Regions from separate parts of the Mus musculus genome. Here regions 2 and 3 are each linked to region 1. The links are chromatin loops, found by intact Hi-C in ENCODE. Cell type or tissue: gastrocnemius. All regions are shown on one strand. Each heading gives the region's core, and the rest is flanking DNA. Links, peaks and the distances in the headings are about the cores only. Region 1 overlaps Bloc1s6 (biogenesis of lysosomal organelles complex-1, subunit 6, pallidin). Region 2 holds the start of AA467197 (expressed sequence AA467197). Region 3 has its middle 27 kb from the start of Mir147.

Region 1 (10,549 bases), core at 3,036-8,035:
GAAGTCTTGCTTCTGGTTCTACCTCGCCTTCTACACAAACACTGTAGCTAACACTCCTCTCAGGGCTGAACCTGCTTCAGCATCCCTACTGAGCTCAGGAGTCAGTAACCACACCTCAACACAAATGCAGTAGAGGGTCTCAGAGAAAAGACACTACTAAGCTATGTGGTCAGGTAGGCACCCTGTTATTGAAAGTCTATAGAGTGTATTCTCATGACCACTATATTACACCTTTTGGGCCACAAAAAAATCTACTTCTCACAGGGCCAGAGAATAATAACACCTCCATAGCCCTTGTAGCCTACTCCTTCCTCGAATGCCACTCAAAAAGGAAGCTGAATTATAGTCCTTTATGATCACATTTTGTCCTTGGGCCATAATGAGTAACCACCTTCTCCTCTATTTACTTTGCTCTCAAATATCAGCATAGCAGGTGCTGGTGACCTACCTAGTGTTATAACGCAAACCATCATTCTGGGTAGGTCTCCAGTACTGTCATGGATCCTTCGTAAGAGCCACTGGGGGTGGGGGTGGGGTGATGATAAGGCCAATCTACATCACAACGCCTGGGTTCCAGACCCTTGTATCCTTGCTTCTGGAAACCCATCACCAACGTACTAAGTACAGTGTGTCCTGGGAAATGGCACTAACCTTCCAGCTCTCCTCTGAGCTAGTGTTTCAGCTGTGACTGTGCACATTAGCTCCAGTTACCTCTGGAAGGTGGTGTAATTTGTGACAACTAGGAGTTCCCATGGTCCACACCTCCTTCATTTGAAGTTGATGCCCTTATGTGCCTTAATGTGCTGCTCTGCTACATGAATGGTGCTCTGAACCATTCCCTAAGATAATGAATAAAAGGGCCACATAAGGCTCTCTAGAAAGAAAAAAGGGGGGGCAATATATATTTGCTATCAGTATCAATGCTAGCTCAGATCCTCTATCCAATAGTCCTGAAAATGTCTAATTATCCCCTTTTCCCAGTATAGTGTTATGAAAGCCAATGGCACGAGTCCCTTTGATGAAGGCCTGGGAAGTCATCGTGGGTCTACTGCCCATGTGGCAGTGAACTTCCTTCATCCACCTCTTCAGTTGGTGGGCTCCAGATCTTAAAGCTGAATCATTTGAGAGTTGAGCAAAGCATCGTGACTTCTGGCTGATGAGGATTTTCTCACATTGTCTTTCATTATCATGCATCTCTCTCCCAGACATCAATATATAGATATAGATAGATCAAGGATCATCAACTAATAGCCCATGAGCCAAAGCCTGCCTACCACATATTTTTATGAGCAAAATCATATTAAAACGTAGCCACGCCCACTTAATATATTCGCTGTTTATTTTTATGCTACAACAGCTGATTTTAGCAGCTATACTGGGGGCCTATGACCCCACAAAGCCTAAAGAATTTACAATCTAACTCCTTGCCTAATAATGTGATAACTCTTATTGTTGATGATGAATATTAGTGAATGTTTTCCCCCCTGATTCAAAGAAGACACTGCACTTCACCGATCATTTTCCTGGCCCTCGGCAAACGAATCCTGCTGACTGCCCATCTGATGTCCATGGATGTTCACAAACTTCAGTTCTACAATCAACCATGGTCTACAGACCTCCTTGGTACTGTGGGGACCCTCCTAATCAGCTCACTCCAGTGGCTTGGTGAGTGGTAGCCCGTGTGCTTAGGATATATCTTCTGTCAAGTCTTGGCAACAGAAGATAAAGCATTAGCGGAAAAAAGCATTCAGATGTAACACCCAACACCTCCTCTTAATTACCTTCCCATCACCTTTCATACCCTTAGGATAGAGAAATAAACACGAAATCCTCCCTCAGAGAGGTGGATTTGAGACTTGCTCTCCCAGCTCCACATGTGGTCACCTGATACCATTCTCTTTCGCAGAACTGGTTGTTTCGGATGACACGCATACCACACAGTGGGCAAAATGAGCCAGGCTGAGTCACATTATGATCCCAAAAGAAGGCTCCAGAGCCAGTCTCTTCCACAGCTTGTCTGGTTGTTGCATGTCTACAGGGGGTATTGTCCAGGGTTAAAGCAGCCTTGCTGCTGAGCTCTCTGTGGAAGAGAAGCTCACACCCTCTCCACCCTTGTTCTTCCTTAGTGCCAGACTGAATCTATAAAATTAGCAGATGGAATTTATATTCATGTATTTTCTCCCCTGCTCCTAAGGCTCCCGCTTAAGAAAATTCTGCTGTGGTGCAGTAGTGTTGGGCTTTTCCCAGAATCAGTTCCTAGCCCCACTGCTTCCACATGTGTGCTTCAACTTTTGCACCCCACTTCTATTTCTATGCCTTCCTGTTGTTGTTAGAAGGTAATGCGAGCCAAACAACCCTGGCTTGGGGCAGATCTACAGATCAGCTGGAAGTAGATCTAAGAAATCTAGATCTGCCCAGAGATACAAATATGAAATTAGATAAAGGCAGAAAAACGCCATACAAATAATAAAGACTGTAGGACTGAATCAAGATCCTGGTCACTGGCATATTTTTCTATGAATTCCTGAATTTAAGAGTGTAGAGATACACAGTCCCCTAGGCAGCCCCTTTATTATTAAACAATACAAGTACAATTCTTTGAAAACTGTAACGTACTTGCCTTAGTTAGGGTTTTACTGCTATGAACAGACACCATGACCAAGTCAACTCTTATAAAAACACATTTAGTTGGAGCTGGCTTACAGATTCAGAGGTTCAGTCCATTATCATCAAGGCAGGAACATAGCAGCATCCAGGCAGGCATGGTGCAGGAGAAGCTGAGAATTCTACATCTTCATCTGAAGGCTGCTAGCTGAATACATCCAGGCAACTAGGATGAGGGTCTTAAGACCGCACCCACAGTGACATACCTACTTCAACAAGACCACATCTTGTAATAGTGCCACTCTCTGGCCATCACAATGCTAAAGCTACCAAAGACAATGAAAAATGTTTGTGGGTTGTGGCTATATCGAATAGATAATTGATAATGTTATCTTATAAATGGAATGGGATATGAAATATTATGTTATTTTTAAAATGTGGAAAAGCAGAAAACAGGAAACAGCCCAGTATCCAACTCCTAGAAGAAGCCTGGTACCAGGTTTCACAGAAGCTAGGCAGAATCCCAAGCATCTTGAGACACTGTGATACTTTGTTCACCTCAAAAGAAATACAAATCCATGGATTGCAGAACAGTAACCACTTAACACTCAGCTTCTATGTCTCCACTCTTTTCCAGTTAATAAAGGGAATCCTCTAAGCCGGTGGTTCTCAGCCTTCCTAATGCTGTGACCCTTTATTCTAGTTCCTCATGTTGTGGTGACCCCCAACCATAACATTATTTTGCTTGATACTTCACAACTGTAATTTTGCTGCTGTTATGAATTGTAATGTAACTATCTGTGTTTTCCAATGGTCTTAAGTAATGCCTGTGAAAGGGTCATTTGACCCCCCAAAGGAGTTGTCACCCACAAGTTGAGTCACTCTGGGTTCCATGTAGGCAGAACTTCTTCTGCCCGGCCAGTACTTCACTGATGAGCTCACAGTTTGCTTGCCCTTGAGCCAAGTGCTCACCCCAGGCCCAATCAATCCAGGCAGGTGAAAAGATACAGGATTTCCAGATCTTTCTCCACAGCGGGCATTCGGTGCTTTTCTTAGGAAAGGATTCTAAGCATAATCAATGATTGTGATGAAACAGATAGATGGTAGCTAACTGAATTGATTGTAGAAAGATAAATTGATAGATATATGATAATAAATCGATTGGTCATGATTTCAAGAGGGGAAAAATTAAGCCCTCAAGTCCAACATCAAACCAGAAAACTCAAAAAGTTAGAGAAAAATGTAGCTTTAAAATGTGTTACGGATACTTTAAATATCTCACTGTTTAAACAAAAGCTCATGTTAAGAAACTGCATTTGAGGTGGCTTCATTCATAATGTCACTTGCCATGCAAGCTTAATGTCCTGAATTCAATTCCCAGATCTCACATAAAGATGAAAGGAAAGAGATAAGTTTACAAAGTTTCCTCTGACCACCACATGTGCTCCCTGACACATGAACCATCCACATCATGGAGTTTGCAGCCATCATAGAGTACATAAGACTCTGCATCAAAACAAACAAACAATAGCCAAGTAGTATTCCATTGTGTAAATGTACCACATTTTCTGTATCTACTCTTCTATTGAAAAACATCTGGGTTCTTTCCAGCTCCTGGCTGTTATAAATAAGGCTTCTGTGAACATAGCGGAGCACGTGTCCTTGTTATTTGTTGGAACATTTGGGTATATGCCCAGTAGTGATATAGCTGGGTCTTGAGGTAGAAATAATTCCAGTTTTCTGAGAAACCGCCAGACTGATTTCCAGAGTGGTTGTAGCAGCTTCTAATTCCTCCAGCAATGGAGGAGTGTTCCTCTTTCTCCACACCCTTGCCAGCATGTGCAGTCACTTGAGTTTTTTATTTTAGCCTTTCTGATAGGTGTGAGGAATCTCGGGAGGTGGGCGTTGATTTGCATTTCCCTGATAACTGAAGATGTTGAACGTTTCTTTAGGTGCGTCTTGCCCATTTGAGATTCCTCAGTTGAGAATTGTTTAGCTCTGTAACCCATTTTTTAATTGGGTTATTTGATTTTCTAAAGTCTAACTTCTTGAGTTCTTTGTATATTTTGGATATTAGTCCTCTATCCGATGTGCCATTTTGTCCTATTGACAGTGTCCTTTGCCTTCAGTTTCATGAGGTCCCATTTGTCAATTGTTGATCTTAGAGCATGAGCCATTGGTGGTGTGTTCAGGAAATGTCCCCCTGTGCTGATGTGTCCGAAGCTCCTTCTCACTTTTTCCTCATCATACCTGGTTTTATGTGGAGGTCCTCGATCCACTTGTACTTGAGCTTTGTACAAGAAGGTAAAAATGGATTAATTTGCATTCTTCTACAATCAAATGGGTGGGTGGGGAGCACCCTCTTAGAGGCAAGGAGGAGGGGTATGGGATGGGAGATTTGCAGAGTGAGATGTAAATAAATAAAACAATTAATAGTAATATAAAAAACTTTCAAAAAGGCTTAACTTAATGTCATCAAAGCAAGTGAAGTTATTACTGAATCTGCTCTAGGGGCGTGCGATACTGCAAACCACCAGGAGATGGCAGCATTGCTCCATGTGTGGTCTAGTCGGTTGTTAAAAATGTTTCACCTGGGCTTAGTATGTAATTGCTCACGTCATCTTCAAGCCGATCCTTGAGAGATCTGAGAAGCCTTCTGTTGATGAAAAGATATAATGCTAAACAGTACATATGACAGGTATTTTTTACATTCTAATCCATTTGTTGTCTTTGAATTTATTTGATACCCAAGATCTTGGAACCTAGTTGGCTTAATTATACATGTAATTAGGCATGAAAACAGTATCGTTGGTTATCCAGGGAATAGAAGCCTCCTAGCTATCTCCAAGTTTGAAGAACTATATTGTAATAATCTTTTCTTTATATGTATGTAATCCATTTTATTATAGACATGGATGGATAGACAGACAGGCAGGCAGGCAGACAGACAGACAGACAGACAGACAGACAGACAGATAGATAGATGTTAGAGTCAATTATATATACTCAAATATACACCAAAACCCAACTGTGATGGTGAGTTTTACATGATAGCCTGGTTAGGTCACGGTACCCAGTTATTTGGTCAAATATTAGTCTAGACTGTGCTCTGAAGATGTTTTTAAATGAGACTAAAATGTGTAAGTACACTTTTAAAGATATATTAACTATAACCAGAGTAGGCCTGTAGATACTTCCTTGGGAACACATCATAATAGAGACTTACCACTCGTGCTCCTGGCTTGCTGGTCTGGAATACAGAGGACCCAGTGTGGCTGACCTTGGTTCTTTGTCTCCGTCCAGAGCTACAGATCTTCATAGACCTGGCACTGGCCAGAGCCTAGATGTCCTTTCCATGCTTTACTCCCTTCTGTATTAGAGAACCAGTCTGAGGGACCAGAGGTGTAGTTTAGTGGTGAATCTGGCTAACATGTATGACTTCAGCATGCGCACACACACAGACACACACACATGCCCATTTGTGACCTGCTGGCATGGGTTCCACCTTGCCACTCAGCCAGTTCTCCTGCCCCTTTGGGAAGGTTGGTGTTTGCTTCCCTTAGCAGAGGAGCCCATCTTTGCCATGCCCCCTGGGTGGCAAGAACTGCACAGCCCACATCAGTGTTGGTGCTGAATCCATGCAAAATGTATCACAGAGTCTCAGCAATCACAAGAAGTTTCCCAGCCCTGTTCAGATGTCACCCAGTGGATTCCCTCGATCGCAGAGCATACCTTTTGCAAGAAGCAGATCACCCTCCAGAATGCAGAGTGAGGTGAAGGGCTTAGCCAACCAAGGGGATTTCTCTTGAGAAAGGTCCGGAAGAAGAGGATCTTCTACCCACCTTTGAACTCGGACTCTTTCAGCAGCTATCAAATACCAATGGCTCTTCAGCTAGTGGTGGGATTAGCATACCTACCTTCTGCCCTCTGTGCAGAGATTTTTCTTCCAGGCTGGAGCATGTGCAAGTCTTGTGCATGCTGTCATGATTGCTGTGAGGACAACTGCCTTGTTGTGCCTGGAAAGCACTTTTTGATGCTATTAACTCCTCCAGTTCTTACAACCTTTTTGCCCTTTCTTCCACAAAGGTCCCAGAGCACTTTGGGGGGGGGGGTATGTGATATATGTGCCCCCATTGATGCCTAACTATGCCACAGTCTCTTGTTCTCTGCACATTGATGATTCTGGTGGCATGGGTGGCGGGGTGGGGGGAGCATCTGTTAATTGCCATCTACTGCTAGAAACTCCTCTGATGAAGATCGAGAGATGCTCTCATCCATGTAAATGATTAGGAGTCATTCAATACTATGTTGATTTAGCAGGATAATAATTTCAGATTCTCCCAAGGCCTATGACCTACCTGTCTAATCATGAGCATCTTTAACAGTGCTAGACATTGGTTACCCCACATAAAGGGGACCTGAGATCCAGTCACAGAGTGGTTGGTCGTGCTACTATGACACCAGTGGGCAGATCTGTCAGGCAAGTCACCGTTGAGGCTTGAGGTTTCACAGCAGAGTGATGCTCCTCCAGCATCCTGCATGGCACCATTCAAAACCATGGATGGTAGCCAAAGGGATCAAAGTTCCTGGTGAGTGCTAGCATGATTTCTCCATGTTCTGTGATCAAGTGTGTGATGTCTTCACATTAAGGTCTTACCATGAAGTTATGGAGGGGAGTCAAGAATATAGACAATAGCCTGGAATGCTTGGGTGTGGGAGTCTATGTGGCCCAATTGGCCAACAACTCAAAAAGCAGTGGTGGAAACCTCATCTTCTTAAACTGTGAGTTGTGAACCTGTATGATGAAGTCATATAACTAAATGTAGGGACCATGAAACATTTGGCAACAGTAAAATATCTTTGAATGTTCAACAATCGAAAATTAATTAAAAATCCAGCAGATAAGGTACTCAAGGTGTTTCCGCGGAGTTTACCAACACTGTGATCCTCCATAGCAGCCTTAGTACTCAAGGTGTTTCCGCGGAGTTTACCAACACTGTGATCCTCCATAGCAGCCTTGGTACTCAAGGTGTTTCCGCGGAGTTTACCAACACTGTGATCCTCCATAGCAGCCTTGGTACTCAAGGTGTTTCCTCGGAGTTTACCAACACTGTGATCCTCCATAGCAGCCTTGGTACTCAAGGTGTTTCCGCGGAGTTTACCAACACTGTGATCCTCCATAGCAGCCTTGGTACTCAAGGTGTTTCCTCGGAGTTTACCAACACTGTGATCCTCCATAGCAGCCTTGGTACTCAAGGTGTTTCCGCGGAGTTTACCAACACTGTGATCCTCCATAGCAGCCTTGGTACTCAACACCCAATAGTTTGTGCTACACAAACTGTCACAGCACAGAGATAACACTGCCTGAGATGCTTCGGCTAAGACTCGAGATCACTATATGTTGTAAGCTGCAGAGATTTTACTGTGCACACTAAAGCTTTTCCTTCCTACAGAAACTTAATAGCTCAATTATAGAAAATGATGGCTTGTAATATTTCCCTACCAACTTTCTTCAGTACATACCAAGTTAGTTTGTCATTAGGTTGTTGCATTAAAATGTTTTGTTTTTCCAAACTGCTGTTTGGTGACATGAGGTTTTGAGGTTTGTTTTAAAAAAGATTTATTTATTTATTTATTTATTTAATTTATGTGAATACACTGTAGCTGTACAGAAGGTGTGAGCCATTGTGTGGTTGTTGGAAATTGAATTTTTAGGACCTCTGCTTGCTCCAGTTGGCCCTGCTCACTCAGGTCAACCCTGCTCGCTCAAGCCCAAAGATTTATTTATTATTACACATAAGTACACTGTTGCTGACTTCAGACACACCAGAAGAGGGTGTCAGATCTCATTACAGGTGGTTGTGAGCCACCATGTGATTGCTGGGATTTGAACTCAGGACCTTCGGAAGAGCAGTCAGTGCTCTCTTATCCGCTGAGCCATCTTGCCAGCCAGTTGTTGTTGCTGTTTGTTTTAATTGAATGAATTTTGACTTAGAGTTTCTGCCTTGCGTACTAGATGGAATCTGGCCACACACACGCAGGCAGAGCAAGAGTAAACTAACATAAATGCTACCCACCCATCCACTGGATCTGAATAACAGAAGACACATGAACTCTCTTCATCCAAAAGAAAATATAGAAGCTGAACAACTTTTAATATATGGACAATTATGTTTGGAGGCTCAATTTTAAAACTCATGGCTTTGGAATAAAGTATATATGCTATGGTAAAATATATGATGTGTCTTAAGTATATAATGAGTTTGATGAGAACTATAGAGCCAACACTAACAGATATACACAGAGTTCTCAGAGAAAGTTCCAAGTTCTGCCTTCTCCAAAGACAATCACCCTTGAATGCAACCTACAATACTCTACTGCTGGGACTCTCCTATTTAAAGGCAGCATTTACACAGGCAGTTACAGTTTAAAGTACTTCCTACCAAACCACTAAAGTGATGGCTTTCAGGTTTCTTGACAGGGCCTCAGGTTGTATGTAGCCCAGGCTAGCCTCAAACGTTCAACTCTCCAGCCATTACCCATGGCTGTGCTCATGCCCAGCTTATAGTTATATTTACTCTCAAAGAAAAGCTAACTTCATGGAGTTGGATACTCCAACCAGCCTTGGATGGCACTTCCATCATCTGTCTGGATGGGATTTCATGAGTGGACTGGTAGTTTTTTTTAAAAACAATTATTTGTTTTTATGTGTATGCCCATGTCCTTGAGTTCAGGTATGTGAACCACAGGCATGCAGGAGGCCACAGACCTCAGAAGAGGTATCAGATCCTCAGGAACTGGAGTTATAGGCGATTGTGAGCTACCTGAGGAGGGTGCTGGGAACCAAACCTGGGTCCTCTCACGGGCAGTTGGGAACTCTTCAGCCCCTGGACTAGCCTTTTTTTTGACATGAAAAGTAAAGGACACTTAATACAAAGAGGGCATTAAGAGCAACAAAACAGGAGAGGTAGTAAAACAACTGTCTGAAGTAATGTACAGAGAGAATATGCACTGCTATGCTCAGAACGGTGTCTGATAAACAATGCTGGGTGATTCTGACGTTTTTATTAAGTTCATAAAAGTAGTTTTCATTTATAGGATCAAAATCAAACAAAGGTGTTTCAGCATATAATTGGTACTGGTGAACTGAATCCACACCACAATTCACTGTGGACACATCTCCATTCAATGTCTGCACATTTGCCTGACACTCATGACAAATCAGCTGAAAATGAGCACCCCGCATGTCAGCACCATACATATCTGATATTATTTCAAAAACAATTTTCTTTTGGCCAATTTCTATTTGTTGAAAAATACAGCAAGTGTTTGGTTATTGTGTTTCCACGTTACTGAAATACAGATAAAACTTTAGGGCTTCATCACCTATGGTGTTTCTGATTAACCTCTGACCTTAAAGTGGTGGGTAATGATGTATACTTCTTTTTGTAGATTTATTTCTCTATTATGTGGGTGAGTGTCTCATCTACGTGTGAGTAGGTGCACCATCTATGTGGCCTGATGCTACAGAAGCCAGATGAGGGGACTGGATCCCCTGGAACTGGAGGTACAGATGGCTGTGAGCTGCCAAGTGGGAGGTAGGAATAGAATCCTGGTCCTCTGCAAAGGCATTAAGTGCTCTTAACTGCTGAACAAGCTCTCCAGCCCATCTTTCTGATATGTTAAAAAGTCTTAAAAACTTAATATAATTCTCAAAACATATTGCCACATTGCCATCCATTCATTAAACATGATTATTTTAATACAGGTCAAAAAGTCCAATTAGCGGGGCGTGGTGGCGCATGCCTTTGATCCCAGCACTCGGGAGGCAGAGGCAGGTGGATTTGAGTTTGAGGCCAGCCTGGTCTACAGAGTGAGTTCCAGGACAGCCAGGGCTATACAGAGAAACCCTGTCTCGGGAAAAAAAAATCCAATTCATTAACTA
Region 2 (10,549 bases), core at 3,219-8,218, 120 kb after region 1:
TAGGTCCCGCGGAATCCCGGAACCCAGATGGCGACCGCTGCTGCTGAGGCTGAGGTCACCTCCCAAGCCAGGCGGACACCTGTCCTCTGGTCCGGATGGTGGCCGGTTGTCTGCGGCCCGCCCAGGCTGCTGCCTCAGCGGCTCTGTGCTTCCGCCCGTCCCAGAAGCTGTCCGGTTCTCTGGTGCACCCTCTAACCTGTTCAGACTAATTTCCTAGGTCCCGCGGAGTCCCGGAACCCAGATGGCGACCGCTGCTGCTGATGCTGAGGTCGCCTCCCAAGCCAGGCGGACACCTGTCCTCTGGTCCGGATGGTGGCCGGTTGTCTGCAGCCCGCCCAGGCTGCTGCCTCAGCGGCTCTGTGCTTCCGCCCGTCCCAGAAGCTGTCTGGTTCTCTGGCGCACCCTCTAACCTGTTCAGACTAATTTCCTCCCATCATTCTTGAATAGCTCTAAGAATACAGATTTATTAACTATTTACTTTTTGTTTTTTGAGACAAGGTCTCACATAGCCCAGACTGGCGTTGAGTGCTTGAATCCCCCTGCTTAGACCTCTCTAGTGGAGGGATTTCAGGCAGATGTCACAATGCCCATCTTAACATCACAACTTTAGAAACAAAGTCTTTTTGAAACTAAAGTGTTGTAGGGGGTCCGGAAATGATACCCACAGTGAAGCCTTCTCAAGCAGTGTCTTTGGCCTTCTGCTTGCTCTCTTGTCCCCTGACCTTCATTGTGTCTCAGAGGCAAATTGTAGAAACCAAAATTCTAAATTTTCAATATGGGCCATAGGCACGACTACTGTCATTCTGCAAACCAGCTGTAGAACCTGAAGCCTTGCACAGATTTCCTCCCGCTTTTCTGTGTGAGAACTTGCCAGAACATACCTTGTATGTTCCAGAAAGCACTGGGCCCTATTCCCAAAAGGAAGGAGGGCAACACAGATAGTCTAGGAGAGTCTTCAAAGGCCTTGCTACCCCCTCCCTCTAGCCCCTCCCTCTAGCCCATGCCCCCAAGTCTAGCAGTAGCTGGAGGCCTTTCCTGGGGTCACATTTCTACCCAAACGACCACGCTTAGTGGAAATTAAGCATAGATGTAGACAGTTCACCTAGCTGGGTCTTTGGCCTTAGTAAGAAAACTGAGTTATGTCTTTTTCCACCTTTTGTCTCTAAGGTGTGGCTCTAAATGATGGTGGGAGACAAGAGCCCTTTCCTGCCCTCCCCACCAGCTGTCGCCATTATGCTTGCTCTCTCTCTCTCTCTGTCTCACAGACCTGCAGACTAGCACCTTCCAGTGCCATGTTCACGTTGCTTACGGTCAGTTTTGTGACTGGAAATCCAAGGGCCCAGCCACCTACCCAAGAGCACTTTACACTTTGCTCTGGGGATGGCTAACCATCATCAGGCTGTTCAGTTTTATTTCCCTAAGTGGGATCATATTCTACTTCCAAAACGTAAGCAAATAAAAATGTAACTCCCAACTGCTTTATGTAATCCCTAGGATCAACCATCAGAGATTTCCCTATGGGAAAATTTGAGGCAAAACAAAGGTTGGGAGAAGTAGCCTAACACAGATCCTTTCAGCACTCCCAAGGGTGAGTGGGTTTTATTGCTATGTAAGTGACAAGAATTTAGCCCTTTTCCTATACTTCCATTATATTTATATAAAAATTAAGGAAAGTATATTTACCATCATAATTTAATAGTGAAAGATCTTGAGTAAATAATCAAGAGAAGTGAGAATATGGCTCGAGAAAAGCTTAATCATGATGGTTCTTATTAGCCCTGCTCACCATGGCCCAAGATAGAAACACTGCAGATGTCCATCAATGCAAATGGGCAGTCCTTATATGGAATCTCAACGAAATAGAATTCCTCAGCAGAAGGGGTGGGGCTGATAGTGTGAGGCAAAACATAAAGGACTGAGAACCTCGAAGATAAAGTCAGAAACAAAAAACATGGTCCTGTGTATGTAAAATGTCCAGAGTTCCCCAAGCCCAGAAATAAAAGTTTATTAGTGTTTGCCTTGGGCTAGGAGCAGGTCAGGGACAACGATTGCTTATGGGTGCGGGGTTCCTTTGAGAATAATGCAAAGTTTCTAGAATTAAATGGAGATGATTACCCGACTTTGTAAACATAATAAAAACCCCATTGGGCTATGCAATTTAAGTGAGTGACTACTATGGTGTATGAACCTTAGCTATATTTATTTTACAATCAACGAAAAGCAACTTCCTACTTGATCCCGTTTTTTTAGGAGCCGTCAAGGAATGGGGCTGGGAGAACATTTTGGATACGATTAAACCGCCACTTGGTCTCTACTGGCCAGAGTTCCTCGGCCTCCTCTCTCCATCCTCCCAGGAGCAGCAGAGTTCCCACTCCAAGGGCTGGTCTCCACATGCCTGGATTCCTGGTCACGGGCCATGCTCCAGCAGCCCTCCCACCTGTCTCCACATCCCTTTCCTCCTGAACGGACCCTATCCACATCCCTGCAAATTTTGCACCCTTTCTTTGCTTTACTGCAAACAATGCTCAAGAAGTTTCTAGGGTGAGGGTGAATGAACTTGGAAGTAAAACTTAGAAATCTGCATTTGATATTCAAAAGATGAAGTTTTATACTTCAAAATGTGCTTGTTCCCATAAAAAGATGTCCCCCCCCACTTTTAAAGTAAGTAATTTTTGATATCTCTTGCACAAATCATGTTTTACAGATAGTCATCGAATTATTTTATTACAGGCAGTAATCTAATTTTTACATGTTTATACATTTCAAGGAAAATATCCAAGCATCACAAACATAAAATTTCAACTGTAAAATTGAAATTTACACCAATAAACACAGAAAACTATTTTAGACTATGTGCTACCTTCACTTGCTAATGCAGGATCCAAAGAATGCAGGCAAACCCTACAAATGTAGCAGAAGCATTTCCGCACACTGGCATCAACATCTAGTTTGTGCAGAAATGTTTCCACTAGATTCATAGAGTGTTCTTTGGAAGAGAGGAGTGGTGAGCAATCATCTGGTTGCCCTCCGGACTTTTTGCAGCTCCTCAACGGGCTTCCATTGCTGGTTGATGGTTATAAGCTTTGAAAACAGAAAGCAAGACATTGTGTTAACCATCTACTCTCCAGCCTCACACTTCCTTGGAGGAATCGTCTATACCCCTCTAAGGAAAAACTATAGCAATAATTAAAAAACAAAACACATACATACACACACACTCTTCTCCTCATCTCTGAAACAAGCACAGAATATCACACTGGGCCTGTTTCTACCAGTCTGTCCCCGAAAATCCCTTGGTCTCTAGGTGTCTCGGGACCAGGGAGAGCAGTCATACACCTGTCTTGCTTTCACTAGAAGTTTCAAGATTATTAATTTGCTAAGATAGCATTTAAATTCAAGAGGCACATTCGTTCCTTGTAAATGCATGTACAATGGTCAAAACACAGGGCAAGGCACACAATAGTCTCTTAAAACTTCCTCATTGCAATTGCTTCATGAAGGTATAAGCCGAAGTCAGTTCTCAGTCAGACATCCTGACATTTGCCCTCATCAGTGTTCTCTCATCCCAGACCCTGGGAGACAGACACAAAGTTACAAAGATCCTAAATGTTATCAGAGTTTTGCTTTTTGTAGTCTTTGCTAATGATCCCAATTAGTGTTCATTCTGACCCCGTGCTTCTAGCACTTCAGAATATTTAAGCTACAAAAACTAAAACCTAGGCCAGGGAGGTGGTGAGATGGCACAGTGGGTGAATGTGCCTGTCACCGAGGCTGACTATGTGACTTTGATGTCCAGGATTCACGTGGTGGGAGAAGAACTCCATACACAAGCCATGGTACAGGCATGACTCCCAGGCCCCAACAAATAATTAAAAATAAATGCTTAAAAATAAAACCTTTGGCCAGGCGTGGTGGCGCAAGCCTTTAATCCCAGCACTCAGGAGCAGGCGGATTTCTGAGTTCTAGGCCAGCCTGGTCTACAAAGTGAGTTCTAGAACAGCCAGGGCTATACAGAGAAACCCTGTCTCGAAAAACTAAAAAGAAAAAAAAATAATAAAAAATAAATAAAACCTTTGGAACAGTGTAGCTAATTCCACTGAGAATTAATCCACTCCCATTTTTAGGAACTCCTATTGTTCATCACATCTTATATTAATTTAGATAAGTAATAAGGAAACAACATAATACAATTTTAATAATATAAAGGTTTATATCTGGGTGCTTAATATAGGGGCTGGGCACTATGCTAACAGGCTCTGTATTTTAATGCTTTTAGCTCTAAGGGCAAGTTTTATTATCGTACACATTTCACAGGTTCAGAGAAGCCAAACTGTCCATAGTCGTCTGTGCCGAACAGAGCAAGGACTTGAACCAGGTCTCTAGACCACTGTTCAAAGGACTCTGAATGTCACTTTGTAAGTGCAAGGACTACATGCAGTCTGCTTTGCTCTTTAAAAAAAAATGGTTTGGGCTGGACACAATCATGTACTGTAGGTCAGCAATACCTTTTGGGGTTGAGTAGGATCCACCATTTCCCAAGGCTCTGGGTTTCTTTTCCGATCAATACTAAAAGAAAAAGAAGATTAATTAAATGATTAGGTAAATTTGTTTACACAAACCCGGAAGAGCTACTGGATCTATAAACTTTCTGGAGACAGACTCTGTCTTCACACCGAAACTACACTGCAGTCACCAGCTAAACTTCAGTGACAGCTGAAGTTAAATAAGCGGCCACTGAAAATTCAGGGTTTGTTTCAAGTGTTAAGGATCTCCTCCTCTGCAGGGCAGGGTAAGAGGTCTATTTGCTTTATTTGATAAGATTGGAAACTGCTCCCACAAACAGGCAGCGATAGATACATAAGGGGCAGGCTGAGGAGGAAGAGGCAGAGCCTCCTGGGGGTTCTAGGAGGGATGGGGCAGAGAGTAGGCTCGAACTGTGTAGGCATTGGCTCCAGGGACCACCCTCGACCTGCGTTAGAGTCACTGCCCTCTCTGACCCTGGACCAGCCATAGTCAGTTTCAGAGGTATCTTTTCCTGCATCCCAGGAGATAAGGCTTTTTACTGTCCTTTTTCCAAAGTTGACACTAGAGTTTGTTGCAGATAGCTGTATGTTTCAGTTCTACCACACCAGGGAAGAAAAGTTGAAATCTTGAAACTTAAATGATGTGTGATGGTATGTACCCCTAATTTTAAGTACTTCAATTTCAAAGCTTAAATTTAAAAAGAAATCAAATCTAATTCATTGCAGGGTCAGACAATAAGAAACAAATGTATCAGAATTGGTTACATTTCTTTCTGTTACCAGAACTGTTTTTCAGTCCATGTTTAGATGCTCTTATTTGTAGGAAAAAACCCAGACACTGACAGCGTGTTTCAGAATCTCCGGGTCAGAGAAAAGCTCCCCCAGACAGTCCTACCTAGAAAGCGTTAGTACTTACACCACGTCGGTTTTTTTCAACGCATACAAAGCGAAAGATGTGGCTCCGGTGGCGGCCACGCTTATAAAAAACGCCAAAGGAATGAGCTGAGAGAGAACAGGTGGGGGATAAACTCAGTAAGAAACTCCAAAAAACAACAAATTCAAAATCTTCATCTTTCCCCTCTTTTTAAAAAGGAAAACTCTCAGAAGTTAAGATTAGAAACTTACTTCCTTATTCTTCATCAATATCTGGAAAACGCCCATGATGACTTTAGTGTAGAATTCCAAATCTAGAAGAAGGAAAAATCCAACATACTGGTCAAAAACATCTTCCCCCGGACCCAGGCACCCAGCCGTCCAACAGTCGCAGAAAGCCGGGCGACCGCCCGCTCCACAGAACTTTTCAGAAAGGAGACGCACCTAGGGCGGCTGCGGCCAGGAGATGTTAACGCCCAGAAGCGAGCGGCCCTTATATGCAGCCAACCGCTCGGGGAGGGCCGCGCGTCCTGGTCACGCGGGGACCGATCCGACCGCGTCGCACTGAGTCAACTCACGTGCGCCCCCTGCAGGACGATAGTGCAGCACGGCCGCTGACCGCGGTCCTTACCTGCGGTCGACCATCGCTTTCTGTCCTGGTCCTGCACCTCCAAACGTCTGGGAGGTTCAGGTTCAGGTGTGATAGCAGCCAAGACCTGAGTGAAAGACACGCAACTCCTTTAAAAAGGAGGGGTGGAGAGAGGGCTAAGGGAGGGCAGAGGCTCCAGCGCTGGCTGCCACCTTCACCCCAGTACCAACAGAGACTGCCAGATGCAGAGTGGGGTAAATTTGAACAAAATCAACCACATAAAAGTTCCAAATCATGACACGCTGCATATATAGAGACTATTTAAAAGTAAATGGTAAAATTCAGATTAACTCCAACAGGGTCCGGATTGATTGATTGATTGATTTCTTCTCCTCCTCCTCCTCCTTCTTCTGGAAACAAACCAAAATTCAACTGCAGAAGATTCCAGGTGCCTATTTCTGCTGCATATTCCGAGTATTAGCATCAGCTTTGGGTCCCCCCTAACTCATCACTTTTGGCTCACAGTTTCTGGAAGTAATTCCACTAGGCCGGTGGCTGTATGCCAGACACTGAGATGGATTCCTTGAATGGGGGTGGGGGTGGGGGCGAGAATACCTTGCTAGATGCAGAAATGTTCAAGACATGCAGCTGGTGAGTGGTAGGGATGAAATCAGAACATAAGTCTGGCTCCTAACACTAGAATTCTCAGTGCACCCTTCTCTTTAAGTGAAAACAAGCCTGGGTTAAGTTATTTAAAAAGACATTGAAGGGCTGAAGTTATATCTTAGTGGGAAACCCCTAGCCTAGCATGTGCTAGAACGTTCAGCCTATGGCCCCTGGGCCTATGGGTCACAGGATGCATTTACAGATAATGATGTCACAATGCCAAAAGGTTGGATGATCCTGTGACCTGGGTTACATTTCCTGTACAAACCCCCCTCCGCAGTTAGAAAACGTTTCTGCTGGGGGAGGGGAGGGGGAGTCAGTGTTTTACTACAACACAGCCCAGGCTGGCTTCAAACTTAAGATCATCCTATTCTGCTGATCTGGTGTTGGGACCATAGATGTGTACAACCACACTGGGCAAAAAGAGAACAGCTCTTAAAAGATTATTTTATAATTCTGTAAGGATTTCATTCAAGGGTTTTGATCATACTCACCTCCACTCTTCCTGCAACTCCTCCCTGATCCACACCTACCACTCTACCCTCTCAACTAAATAGTTTTTAGTTCGCTTGTTTAAAATAACCCACTGAGGCCAGTTTGTGCTTTCCACATAATCTGGGGTGTGGGGTCTCACACTGGAGCATGGTCACCTGCTTAAAGAAAACTGATTCTCCCTCTGGAAAAGCCACCAACTGTCCATGGTGCCTCAGCTAAGGGTCAGGGTTTGTGAACTCCTTCCCCATGCTAAACTTGGATTAGTTTGCTCTTCCTCTGCTCCTGCTGCACCCACAAGTTCACGGGTACAGCCGTCCTGTCATGTCAGATGACGCTGTTTAGTTCTGGTCCCCCATCACCTCCTGTTCTTACAACTCCTCCCCATGATTACCTTTGAACTTGCAGGGTTGGTTATGGTATAGATGTCCCATCTGTGGATGAATCCTCAAATGACAATTTAGTCTCTGCATTTAGTCTCTGCATAACTAACCCGCTGTGGGTTTGCGTACTAACCATTATCCACTGCACCTCTGCTGAGGTGCTGCGGCCTGAGCGCTGCACTAGTTTGTAGATATATGGCGTTAAAGGGCAGTGATGTTATCTATTTTGCATAGCTATTGTAGTAGGCTCACCCCTGGGGCTGTGGACTTCCCAACTATAGGTGCTTGTCCAGGTTTACAGTATCAGGCATGGGTCTCCTTCTGTGGAGTCTCAAATCCAATCAGATTTTCTTAAATACAATCCATTTTTCTAATGGTTGGTTAACTCCATAGCATGCGTGCCATGATTGCACGTAAGGGGGTTGGGAAGCAGTGTCTTACTGCAACATAGCCAAGGCCAGCCTCACACATTGGTCACTATTGTTGTTCACAGCTTGGTAATGTTCACTGATAACTCCCCACCCCTCAGAAGCCTACATAGCACCATCCAGTACATGTCTAGGCACATATCAAAGGACTCTCTTTCCTACTGCAGAGACACGTGCTTATCAGTGTTCCTAACTGCTCTAGTCACAATAGCTAGCAAATTTACCCTAGTATTAATTATTCAGAATAGGTTCCAGATGGTGAAGTTGCTAGGTCATTCTATTCTTGTGTCTAAGCTTTCAGAATAAAACGCCAAAGGAATGGAAAATATATATCTATATATTGTGCATATATAATCTTTAAAATATGCCTCTTTCTACTTGTGGCGATTACAAGTAGATCTAGGAAGCCACCCTTTTGTCCTTTTGCATTAATGCCCAGGCGTGCTGAGTTCTGGAGGATGTAGGGGTAATGTTAGTTGTTTCCCCCTTGGATTAATAGAATTACAGCAGTTCAGGATGGTTTTTATTTAACAGCTAATCTTACTTATTAAGGCAACTGTATCAATTTAAATAGTAAATTACCTGCTCAATAAATATTGTTACAAAAATAGGTAAATGACTAAAGAACCATCATAGATTGTGCTCTTTTGTCTAAGGTTGCTGTGGGCAGAAGCATTCAGAATTCCCCATCATCCAGTTCGTCAGAATACACTTTCCCAAATGAAACAAAGCTCATAGCCTCACCACCACCACCACCACCACCACCACCACACACACACACACACACACACACACACACACACACACACACACACACACACCCCTTACTCAAGCACCAAGTGAGCTCTGGCATCCAGGACTGCTGCGGGGGAGACTAGGATGTGAAGCAGGTCTGGTAGGCCCCAGAGTTCCCACCAGGACACTGGCCAGTATCACTGTGATCTTGCCAGTTCTTCGAGGAAGCTTTGTCTCCCTGACCTCAAGTACTGGACTCTTTTAGAGCCTTCTGTCGCTACTGTGACTTGACTCATTAAGCCATGGTTGGTTGTCTCTTGCCCTCGGATCTAAACTTAAGCGGCCCTGTCAGGCTTGATGAGAAAAATGGAGAATCCTCCTTAATTGTTTGAAGTTCTTTCTGACAAGCCTGGACAGTGGGATGCACTAACTCCATCACCCCATCCTTCATTAGCTGTCTCACCAGGTTTGACACTGGGATTTCCAGGCATTCTTTATGCTAGGGTCAACTAAGGCTAGAGAGCAGTCTGGGAGCTCAGGGGAAACTACACACTGCCAACTTACTTATGTCTTCCCAGGCCAAGAACTTACTTTCCACAAAGATGGTTTTGGTGTAAAAGGGGAACAGGGAGTATTTGGGGTGAGAATCCAGTGAGAAAGAAGGCATGGGGGAGACATAAACAAAGCACGCCTGTCAGAATGTCATGAAAACCAGCTTAGGACACTATAATATGCTAACTAAAGCATGTTCTGCTACCTCAGGTGATTCCGTGTGAACCTTCTCCCCATTTTAACTGGTCAAATAAGGGCTAGAGCTTGTGATTGGGCAGTGTTAGGGAAAGGTGGGGAAGGGAAAGGTTTTAGAGTGGGGGTAGAGTAGAAGGGAGAGAGGAAGAGGATGGAAGGAGGAGGCAGAAGATGGAGCAGAACCACGTGGCCTGAAGAAGCCACAAGCAGCACAGCTGGGGAGTAGAGCAGTGCAGTGGTGGATCTGTCCAATCTGGAGGTGCAGCTTGTAAATCTTGTAACTGAGTTGTGTGGTTTTGCACAGGCTATGGGGGTTGGAGTTTTACTGCAACAGTGTACTACTGTTACTTTGGGGGTGAAAAGAGATCTCGAACTGGCAGGTTAAATACCAAAGGGTTTTTAATTTTTAGTTGCTTCTATAAAAATAAAAACACACAGAGAAATCTATGACCTCAAATTATGTATAATATAAAAGGGAGAAAGTTAAGTGTATAATAGAGAAAGTAACAATGCTGAGTGATTCAGACAAACATCACCAACACTGCGGAGAGCACGTCTCCATCCGTGATACTGAGAGCACATCTCCATCCATGATACTGAGAGCACGTCTCCATCCGTGATACTGAGAGTAAAGCCACCTGGGAGTTTTCCAACCTACAACCACCGACACCCTGACAAACCCAAGTCCAGGGCTGACTGTTCTACAGACAAACAAACAAACAACCCTGATTTAGATTTCTCAAAGGTGTCGAGGCCAAGAGAGACTGAGAACTGTTTCCAAGTTAAGACATGGAAGACTCCTGACAACTAAACTCAGTGTGTAATCTCAGACTAAATCACCTGACAGATCATCACACAGGGCAGCACTGGGGCAGAGAGAAACACACTGAATACATTAAAATACAGTTGTCGATGTTAAACTTTCCGGGGTTTGTGAGTTAATTGTAGCATAAGGCAATTTTGTGAGGCACACATGTTCTCAACACTAGCTGTAATGGAGCACTGTGCACCTACAGCCTGAGTGACAGGCATGTATGAGAGTGGCGTCACTATCTTGCTGGAATAGACACACAACTCCACGACACTCACAACAAAACTGCCCAATGTCATCTC
Region 3 (10,549 bases), core at 3,511-8,510, 87 kb after region 1:
CAGTAGGAAAGTAACTAGCACAGCTTGTAAAATTCAGCCCTTCCTGGGGAAATTTCCCAGGAAGCAGGAGCAGATGGCTGAGACTTTCCATTAGGCACAACTAGCTACGAGTTAGTGCACAACTAGCTACAAGTTAGTGCACAACTAGCTACGAGTTAGTGTGGAGCCTTCTGCATCCACGGCTGCCCTGCTCATTCTCACAGCCACCAAAAAACCAAAACAGACAAAAAACAACAAGGGGGACCTGCAGCTCCCAGATCACCTTCTGCTCTTTATGGGCATCCTCAGGCACTCAGACATCCCACCTTTGGAGAAAACAGTGCCCTTGCATTTCATCTAGCTTAAATTTTGAAAGCAATTAATAATAATGAGAAAGGCACAGCCAGAAAGAAAAGAGACACAGTGCATGAATATCAGAGGGAAGGAGCCTGGGGAGGTGGCTCCGCGGATAAAGGCATAAAGCAGATAAAGGCCACCAAACCTGAGCACCTCCATTCACTCCCAAAACCTACCTGGTGGAAGGAGACACAGACTCTTCTAAGATGTTCTCTGATACCCATCCACCCTCCACAAGTACACCGCAGCATGTGCATGGGTGCCCCGACCCAGAAATAAATACATAAATGTAAAAAAAAGAAAAAAGAAAGAAAGAAAGAGAGAGGGGGGGAGGGAGGGAGGAAGGGAGGGGGGAAGGAGGGAGGGAGGGAGAGAGACAGAGAGAAAGAGAGAGAGAGAGAGAGAGAGAGAGAGAGAGAGAGAGAGAGAGAGAGAGAGAGAGAGAGAGAGAGAAAGAAAAAAGGAAGGGTCGAGCAAGAGAGCAAGAGCAGCAGCTATGGCTGCCTAGACCTTGGATCAGGCTCTGTGGTAACTTGGGCTACCTCAGTTTCCAGCATTTGCACAGCAGCTGCTGAACACTACCCAAGGGAATATGTAGTGTGGCCGGCACCAACCACATGGTTAATAACCGCTAGTATCCATCCCTTCTATTACTCACACTCGCAGCCCACAGCTGCTCCATTAGCTGTGCAAAGACTGTGGATCTGTGGAGGTTCTGTGTTTCCCTGGCTAGGCACCATCTACTCTTGTAACTGTGCCCCGGGAAACAGGCCCCCTGGTACCAATCCATCTTGGCATCAATTAATGCTAGGGAAAGCAAGAGGATCTTAATGCTTTTAACAGAGCAAAGTAAAGTGACTTTCTGATAAAGACATAGTACAGGATATAAGCCAGTAAAACAAAATGACTACATCAGAAATCCCCATGGAGAAGGTTCTGTTCAATAAACAGAACACAGTAAAATGACACCAAGATGTCTCACTTAATGAATTCTGCTAAGGAATGTCAATGAATCCCTGATAAATGATAAACATTGATTTATAGCAGATTCTGTAGTGGGACATGTTTTGGCAGAATGGGAGATTAAATAGTTGGATGTAGTAGCACTTACCTTTCACCTCAGCACTGAGGTCAGGGGCTCTTCAGAGGCAGGCTGATCACTGTGAGTTCCATATCAGCCTGATCTATACAGCAAGTCCCAGGCCACCTAGGACTATATAATCTGTCTCAAAAATCAAGCAGACAGGTGGTGGTGATGGTGCAGGCATTTAATTCTAGCACTCAGGGGGCAGAGGCTGGTGGGTCCCTTAGTTCAAGGCCAGCCTGGTCTACAGAGTGAGTTCCAGAACAGCTAGGAATACCCAGAGAAACCCTGTCTCGAAAAACCAAACAAACAAGATTAGCTAGACGATGCATGAAAACTTTTGCTGAGACACACTGAAGAAAACCTATATATCATGTCAGGCCTCTGGAAATACATGTATTAAATATTAACATAAAGCTGGCTTCCATATAAATGCTGATCCATAATGAAAACAGTAAATAAGCAAAGGCTATACATTGAGAAGGCAGTATGTGTGAAGGGAAGTCACCATCAGGCATTTCAGAGGAAAACACTCAAGTTTCTGTAATGATTAAAGAAGCATATACTAGCCCGCTCAGGCATTGCTCTGAGACAGTAGGGAGATTACGAACTGTGATGGTTTGTATATCCTTGGACCAGGGAATGACACCATCTGGAGGTGTAGCCTTGTTGGAATAGGTGTGACCTGGTTGGAATGGGTGTGTTACTGTGGGTGTGGGTATAAGATCCTCACCCTATTTGCTTGGAAGTCAGTCTTCCACTAGCAGCCTTTGGATGAAGACATAGAACTCTCAGCTCCTCCTGTGCCATGCCTGCCTGGATACTGCCATGCTCTCACCTTGATGATAATGGACTGAACCTGTAAGCCAGCCCCAATTAAATGTTGCTTTTTATAAGACTTGCCTTGGTCATGGTGTGTGTTCACAGCAGTAAAACCCTAACTAAGACACGAACCTTCCCGAGCATCTAAGATCACTTTTATCCTCACATCTGCAAAGTGTTTGACCCAGTTCTGACCTTTCTAGGTTAATACAGTCTGCATTGTTTTACATTTGACTGCTTTTTTCATTTATTTATTTTTTATTAGGTATTTTATTTATATACATTTCAAATGCTATCCCGAAAGTTCCCTATACCCTCCCTCTGCCCTGCTCCCCTACCCACCCACTCCCGCTTCTTAGCCCTGGTATTGGGGCATATAAAGTTTGCAATACCAAAGGGCCTCTCTTCCCAGTGATGGCTGAGTAGGCCATCTTCTGCTACATATGCGGCTAGAGATACGAGCTCTGGGGGTACTGGTTAGTTCATATTGTTGTTCCACCTATAGGGTTGCAGACCCCTTCAGCTCCTTGGGTACTTTCTCTAGCTTCTCCATTGGGGGCCCTGTGTTCCATCTTATAGATGGCTATGAGCATCCACTTCTGTATTTGCCAGGCATTGGCATAGCCTCATATGAGACAGCTATACCAGGGTCCCTTCAGCAAAATCTTGCTGGCATATGCAATAGTGTCTGGGTTTGGTGCCTGATTATGGGATGGATTCCCGGGTGGGGTAGTCTCTGGATGGTCCATCCTTTCGCATTTGACTGCTTTTGATTATCTTAAGCTTGGAGAGTGTACTCACATTTGTGCTGCATATAGGGCATTTTTGGTTTGGTTGTTCTGTTGTTAGCTGTTTTGTTTTTATCAGCACTATAATCTGTCTATAATACCTACTCTTCCTGGACATGTCAGAGGTCTCCATTATTGGCCAGTGCCAGTAGTACAGTTGGAATTAATCTATAGTTCTTGGTTTACAGCTGTGGATATTTTTTTTCTTTTTAAATCTTTAGTTAAGATTTATTTTATTTTTAGAATTATTTACTTATTTTAGGTATATGAGTACACTGCAGCTGTCTTCTGACACACCAGAAGAGGGCATCAAATCCTGTTACAGATGGTTGTGAGCCACCATGTGGTTGCTGGAAATTGAACTCAGGACCTCTGGAAGAACAATCAGTGTTCTTAACTACTGAGCCATTTCTCCAGCCCAAGATTTATTTTATTTATGAGTACACTGTAGCTGTCTTCAGACACACCAGAAGAGGTTATCCCCTTACAGATGGTTGTGAGCCAAAATGTGGTTGCTGGGAATTGAACTCAGGACCTCTGGAAGAGCAGAGGGTTCTCTGAACCACTGAGCCATCTCTCCAGTCGGACATTTCTATTGAATATATACCAAGGAATCCAGTTGCTGTGCTGTAAGGCGTGTCTATATATAACTTTCAAAATATAAAATACAGAATAAGAGGTGGACAAGGGGTGGGGCTGGGGCCCCTACCTGGAAGGCACAGACTTCCTTCCTCACACCACATTCTGTATTTTGTGGAATAGGAATGTGGTGGAGCTCAGGGTTCAAACCCCTGCCTTACAAGTGTGAGTCACTGGATTCCAAGTCCCACTTTCCATATGGAGGAGATTACATGGGACAGTTATCCAAATGCTCCCATCACCAGTGGATGGAAGCACCCCACGCCCCAATTTTGTCTTACTTGTCATTATTGCTCTTAATCTTACCCATTCTGTGTGTGTGTGTGTGTGTGTGTGTGTGTTGGAATCTCACTTTGAATTGAATTTACATTTTCCTGGGGCAGATTTTAAAAACATATATTATGGTAAAAGGAAATCCTCTAGCATATAAAGTCTTATCTGAGAGATTCGTTTTGTTTTGTTTTGTATATCTTTTCTTTTTTCTTTTTTTTTTCTTTTGGTGGTGGTCATGGGGTGAGGGTGGGGTGGGGGGTTGAGATAAGATCTCTCTATGTAGCCCTGGTGGTCTGAGAGCGTACTACGTAGACCAGGTTGGCCTCGAACTCGGGGAGATCCTCCTGTCCTGCCTCTGTGCTAGGATCAAAGGTGTGGGTCACCATGCCCTGCCTGGGTTTTTTCTCCACAGGGTACAGCTCATAGGGCTTATAGTCTCCTGGACTTCCTCCATCTCTTCCCCTCAAAAACCTCTAAAGAGGAAAGAGTTGACTGCTCTCAAAGACTCGTTTTCATCTGGATATCATTTTTGTTTTCCTTTTAAGTCCCTTGATGTGTTTGTTCCATTTTTATATGACCTGGGAAAATCCAGGCACAAGCCCTTGCTGGTAATATATGCTGATGATGCGCAGACCTTTCCTCTTTAACTTTGTTTTATTCTTAGTTATGATTATTGTGTGTGCCTAGGATGGGATGGGGCTTGTCTACAGCGTGAAGGTCAGAAGACAACTTGGTGGGGTTGGTGGATGCCGGGCTTGGGTAGCATGTGATTTTTATCTGCTGAGCCACCTCACTGCCCACTTTAACTTTTAAAAGGAATGATTATATCACTTGTATAAACAAAAAGCTCTGTTCAAGTTCAGTCTGATCATACTCACGGTCAGCCAGTAGATGGTGCCCTGGGCTTACGTCTGAGCCTTTTACCCAAATACTTTTTGACTGGCTAGTCTTCCAAAATCCTTTGCAAGGAAGCAGAGCAAAAGAGATTATCTTTTCAATCAAGAGGACAGAACAAGCTGATGACCTTTAATTCATCAAGCTGAGACCTTTGGGGAGACAACAAGGACGACACAATTCTATTGACCCAACAGTGATGATGTTATATTTATTGACTATATTACATGTTAATTCTCAAAAAAAAATTTCAACCATGATAAATAGAGTGCAAATGGCTCCAACTAAAGCTTCAGATGAGAGGAGAAGAATTCTCTTTGGAAGAAGAATTGCCCCCTTCAATACAGGTATAGAGAAGTCTTCACCAAAAGGCGAGGTGCTCAGATGAGGATGTCCTAAAGAGGCATCCAGAGAAACAGCCTCTGAGGTGTCACCCAGGGAGCCCGTTTCACTGTTTACAAAAGGCTGGTGCTCAATATGAGAAGAGAGTAGTGCCAGGGCTTGGCACCAAGGCTATGTGCTGTTTTCTACCTCCTCCCCATCCGGTCCCATCCCATATTCCTCGGTTCAGTTTTTAGTCGCTCTGTTTTCTTGCTGACAACCGACTTGATGGGCCTTGGAAACCTAGCAAAAAGCAGGGTATTGCAGAGAGAGTTTGCCTTCTTCGGTACAATGACTCTCTCTGCCCAGCACTCAGCTTGGAGGCTCTTGGCTTCAGCTGCCCACACTCAGGCGTGGACAAGCCCTTCATCCTTTCCTCTCGGGCACTGTCACAAGCTACCCAAGTCAATGACCAAATCACAATGTCCTAGACTTCTTAAGCATGGGAACATAACACTTTGTACTCAAAGGAGACCCCAGAGAAAGCCTTGCCAGACCAGAAGGCTCTTCCGAGAAGGAACATGGAGAGAGCTGTGCTTGAGAAGGAAGAGAGGCATCTGCAGTTGTGGACCTAGAGAATGTGTGGAGCCTGAACCCTTTCTCCAGGCTTCCCAAGCCCTGGACAGGACCCTCACCTTTGGAAGTGAATACATGTTTCATGAGTAGACACATGGGAACATGAAGCCATGGATTCAAGTCATTGTCTGGGTCTTTTCTCTGTTTGAGTCACCACCTCCGTAGTCTTAGAACTTGGTGACTGAGTTCTACTCTGCCTTTCCCCCTCCACAATTAGAAATGGCTCCAGACAGAGCCACACTCATGCAGACCAAGCCTGGCACCCTTGCAGCCACGGAGAAGCAGATGCAGAGGGAAGACACCAGAGAAATGTGGCCCGCCCTCCCTTACTTCATGGGGATCGTTTAAGCAAGCATAGATCTTAGAGATGTGGTAATTCTAGCCCTCAGAGTTTCACACCTCCTAGGGGAAGGATTTTGTGTCATGAGGACTTCCTGGCTCTGGGCCACCAGGGTAGACATCCAGGAGGCTGGGCCAGGACCCACAGGCACAAGCCAGGAAATGGCATATCTGCTGGGGCTAGGGAGCCAGGGACAAGCTCGTTCCTTGTGCCTGGCACTATGAGGAATCTTAGGTCTGTTGACAATCACCTGCAGCCTCAGCTGAGGCTGTCCACCGGCTGAAAGAAGAGACAAAGCCGTGAAGGTGGCGCCCTCTAGAGTTTGGGACTTGCAGTCTCTCACTGCTCAGCTCAGGTAGAGCTGGCGGCTAGCTAGCTAAAGAAGTTTTTACAGCTCACAAAGGCTAATGGCTAATTTGCAGTGTTGCAGAACAGCTGTTAAACCATGATGGATCCACATCATAGGTTATAAAAGTGTATAAGAAGATCAGTTATATTTCGAAAAAAGAAATACTTAAAATCCTCACTTCTCGGTGATTGCATCATTCTGTCAGTGCCAGACGCCCCCGGGGGATTTACACAGGGGGTTCACACCCAGTGTGAAATGATGTAACCTGAGCATCTCTTCCCAATTCTGCCTTCTATGACATCATGGTGGTTTCTCTCATTGTGCCCCAGGCAGAGGGTATATGCTCTGCAGGGATCAGCAAACCCTTTAGAGAAAGCATGACTTTCTGCCCCAGTGCCTTTCTTTCACATTTTCCAGAAGGCCACTGCACCTAGCCAGTGGCTTCCAGAACCCATGATACTGGGAGGCCAGTGTCCCTGGGTCATCCAACCACTGCTGCCACCATCCCTGGACCTTCAGCAGTCAGAGGAAAGCAGGGAGTAAGTGGAGGGGAGGGGCATGTCCAGGATCATACCCACCCCTACCCGGGGCACAGCCAGAAAGAGCTTACTCACTACTTGTTGGAAACGAAAGGAAAGAAATCCAGAGGCAATAGGATGAAAGGAGGTCAACTTCAAGAAATGAAACTAGCCTGTGGGCAGCTAGCCTTATGAACACTGAGGAGAGGCAGTCACAGACCTTTGCATTCTTGTGACACAAATGAGCCAGACCTGAGTAATCACAAGGCGAGAATACCCGTGGCCCCTGCTGCTGCCACCCTAATTCCTGTTAATAGGGTTAGTTGGGTAACAGTGAAGGGTGTTAGGGACAGTGGCAGGATGCTCTGGGTGCTCTGGGCAGCACAGGAAGCCCTCCCGGGGCCACTCCCTTCTTGGTCCCTCCTTAAGTTTCTCTGAGTAACCTTCACTGTGAGGCTTCTTTTCTTCCAAGTCACACACTAGGCTGATTGCCCCTGGCACTCACTCCTGCCCCTCCTCCCTCCAGAAGGCGCCCAGGCCTCTAAACACTACTACCAAATAGTCTTGAGAGGTACCCATGACACTGCATTTACTAGATGCTGAAAGACCTCCCACTCTTTTGAAAATAAATTTCTATTTTCAACTTTCAGTCAGGACTTCACCAACTGAACACTTACTAAACAGTTGACAGGTCCCCACCCTGAGCTAGGTGTGACGAATGTATGGGTGCCCAGGGCTTGGCTCTGGCACTCTAGGAATCAAGGTGACATAGAGAATCAATAAATTGTGGCAGTGTTTCAAGGTCAGGACAGTGGCGGGAATGTGAACACAGTCCTACAGACCATGCTGGAAAGCCAACTTGGAAAATAATAATCCTCACATAACTTTCTTTCTTTCTTTCTTTCTTTCTTTCTTTCTTTCTTTCTTTCTTTCTTTCTTTCTTTCTTTTTCTTTTTCTTTTTCTTTCTTTTTTTTTTTTTTTGAGACAGGGTTTCTCTGTGTAGCCTTGGCTGTCCTGAAACTCACTCTGTAGACCAGGCTGGCCTTGAACTCAGAAATCTGCCTGCCTCTGCCTCCCAAGTGCTGGGATTAAAGGTGTGCGTCACCATGCCCGGCTAACTTTCTTATTTTTATTTTTTATTTTCGAAGTTGTAATTTAGTTACATTTCAGCTTCCAAACCCTCCCATATACCACTTCTGACTATCTTCAAACTCATGGCCTCTCTTTTCATTTTTACTGCATGCATATATGCATTTGTGTGTGTATACACACACACATGTATATATATATATACACACACACACACATGTATATATATATATATATATATATATATGTATACGCACACATATATATGTATACACACACACATATATCCTGTTGTTGAATCTATATAATTCTAATCGTATGTATGCTTTCAGGGCTGACTGACTGGCTGGACAACCAGCTGGTGTACCCTTCTCCAGGAGGACCACCTCTCCTGCTCTCTGCTTTCCTCAGTTATCAGTAGGATTGAGGCCTCGTAGGCTTTCCCCCATTCAGTTGCCCTGTCCCTTGTGTTGGTATCTGTCTGGACTCCACTCCCACAGTTACCTGGTAATAGCCAGGCATGCTTCTCCCCACAGTTACCTGACAATGGCCAGGTAGACCTGGCACTATAAAGGGGGCTACTTGCCCCCTCCTCTCTCTCTTACTCCTGCTTCTCTCCCTCGCCTCTTCCCCTTTGCTCCCTCTCTCTCCATTCTCTTACCCCCTCTCTCCATGTGGTCATGGCCGGTCTCTACTTCTCTCCTCTCTCCTCTCTGCCTTTCCCTGCCTCTGCTACCCTCTTAACTCCCCTCCCCATCCCCTGAATAAACTCTATTCTATACGCTACTGGTGTGTCTGGTCCCTCGGGGGGAGGGCAACCCCTTCCCTCACACCCCACCAGAACATATTCTTATAGCTCTTTCTCTGTTTATGATTACAACACCTTCGTGTTGTCCTTGTTCAGCTCACATGTGGGCACTCTTGTTGGTGATATTTTACAGGCAGAGCTTCTGCTGTTCTTAGGAGACACAGTCTCAGAGCAAACTCCCTGATCCTCCGACTCCTACAATCTTTCTGCCCCTCTTCCGCAACGTTCCCTGAAACACAAATTTCTTTTAATTTACTGAAGAAAAATCAACAGTCAAATCTACCCCTATCTTTGTCCTGAAGCTGCATCAGTCACAGTGTGGGCACACTGTAGGATGCACATGACCTGTGAACCGAGTGGAGACTGTAAAGACCAAAATAGACACTATCTAGCTTTTGCAGAAAATGCTTGCTGGCCCCTAAGCTAAGGAACTGTGAGCCAATGTGTTTTAAGAATGAGGAGAAGGGCCCATCAAGAAGTTCGGTCTGGGGTTGGAGAGATGGCTCAGCAGTTAGGAGCACTGACTGTTCTTCCAGAGAACCTAAGTTCGATTCTCAACACAGACGTGGTGGTTCACAACTGCCTGTAACTCCAATCCAGCAGATCTGACACCCTCTTCTGACTTCTGCAGCCGCCAGGTGTGCACGTACTCCACATGGAAACAAAACACTCATACTTGTAAAATAAACAAATAAAAAAAGGAAGGAAGAAAAGTCTAAGCCACATGGTGACACAAACTCCTCCTCCCATTCCTCAAGAGGTAAGGATTAGACACATCCAGAGTTTAAAGGCCACCATGGTTATGGTGGAAGCCAGCTAGGACCTTGTCTTATGGGACATAAAACCTTGTCTCAAACAGTGATGAGAGATACTGAAAGATTGAGTATCCAATTAGGAGAGAGTAAGGAAGTTTGACATGATTTCCTTGGTAAACCTATTGATGTAAATATAACTGTAGAATATATAAATTATAGCTAGTAAGTTATCAGTGTTCTAGTAAGGGATTGTCTCCATGGCCCTCATGGCTTAGATCCAGTCACCCCCAAGCTCTGGATCAGAACCATGGAACCTCTCCCTGGTGCTGGCTGGACTATGGCCCCAGCCTTCCAGACTGAACCCTATGAAGATCTCCCTGGCTAAGACCTTTAGCCACTCCTATTAGAGTGATGTCTGTCTTAATCAGGGCTCCTGTGGCTGTGATAAAACACCATGACCAAAACTAACTCGAAGAAGAAAAAGTTTATTTCTATTTCAGTTTATGAGTCTATCACTGAGGGAAGCCAAGTCAAAAAGTGGGAGGCAGAGCAATGAGCAGAGGCTATGAAGGGGTGCTGCTCACTGGCTTGTTTCCCTTGCCTTGCTCAGCCTACTTTCTTATAGAACCCAGCACCACTACCCTGGGGCTGCCACTGACCACTACCCACAATGATCCAGGCCCTTCTGCATCAAGCTCTAATTAAGAAAATGCCTTATGTGATACATTTACACAATGGAGTACTACTCAGCTATTAAAAACTATGACTTGATGAAATTCTTAGGCAAATGGGTGGAACTAGAAAATATCCTAAGTGAGGTAACCCAATCACAAAAGAACACACATGATAAGTGGATGTTAGCCAGAAGGTCCAAAAACCCAAGATACAATTCACAG

The links. A loop is a pair of places that touch in the nucleus more often than their neighbours do. Peaks named below come from ENCODE experiments on the same cell type or tissue, not always from the same donor. Only the 100,000 strongest peaks of a DNase experiment are listed, where the experiment ranks them.
Region 2: it touches region 1 in a loop (4-fold over the local background); 27 of 42 quality-filtered maps call a loop at or near these places.
Region 3: it touches region 1 in a loop (3-fold over the local background); 19 of 42 quality-filtered maps call a loop at or near these places.

What each region holds. Positions count from the first base shown.
Region 1 is chr2:122,748,577-122,759,125 of GRCm38, reverse strand. Bloc1s6 (biogenesis of lysosomal organelles complex-1, subunit 6, pallidin) reads right to left here. Exons shown (of 5, transcript NM_019788.3): 5 at 9,639-10,549. Among named protein-coding and RNA genes, the nearest start is that of Sqor, 12 kb to the left of the region's middle. In gastrocnemius, for the core only: no CTCF peak of the experiment used is centred there; DNase peaks (open chromatin) are centred at 5,140 and 6,148.
Region 2 is chr2:122,633,233-122,643,781 of GRCm38, reverse strand. Spata5l1 (spermatogenesis associated 5-like 1) reads right to left here. Exons shown (of 3, transcript NM_001033256.4): 3 at 7,304-7,314. The coding sequence ends at 7,304. AA467197 (expressed sequence AA467197) reads right to left here and starts at 5,895. Exons shown (of 5, transcript NM_001004174.2): 1 at 5,841-5,895; 2 at 5,649-5,710; 3 at 5,440-5,525; 4 at 4,506-4,566; 5 at 2,706-3,081. The coding sequence starts at 5,684. The coding sequence ends at 3,013. Mir147 (microRNA 147) reads right to left here and starts at 2,979; the gene lies at 2,901-2,979. In gastrocnemius, for the core only: a CTCF peak has its summit at 5,997 (motif pointing left); DNase peaks (open chromatin) are centred at 5,966 and 6,530; H3K4me3 peaks cover 807 bases.
Region 3 is chr2:122,662,342-122,672,890 of GRCm38, reverse strand. No RefSeq gene overlaps it. Among named protein-coding and RNA genes, the nearest start is that of Mir147, 27 kb to the right of the region's middle. In gastrocnemius, for the core only: CTCF peaks have their summits at 4,835 (motif pointing right) and 6,451 (motif pointing left); DNase peaks (open chromatin) are centred at 4,821, 5,347, 6,316 and 6,705.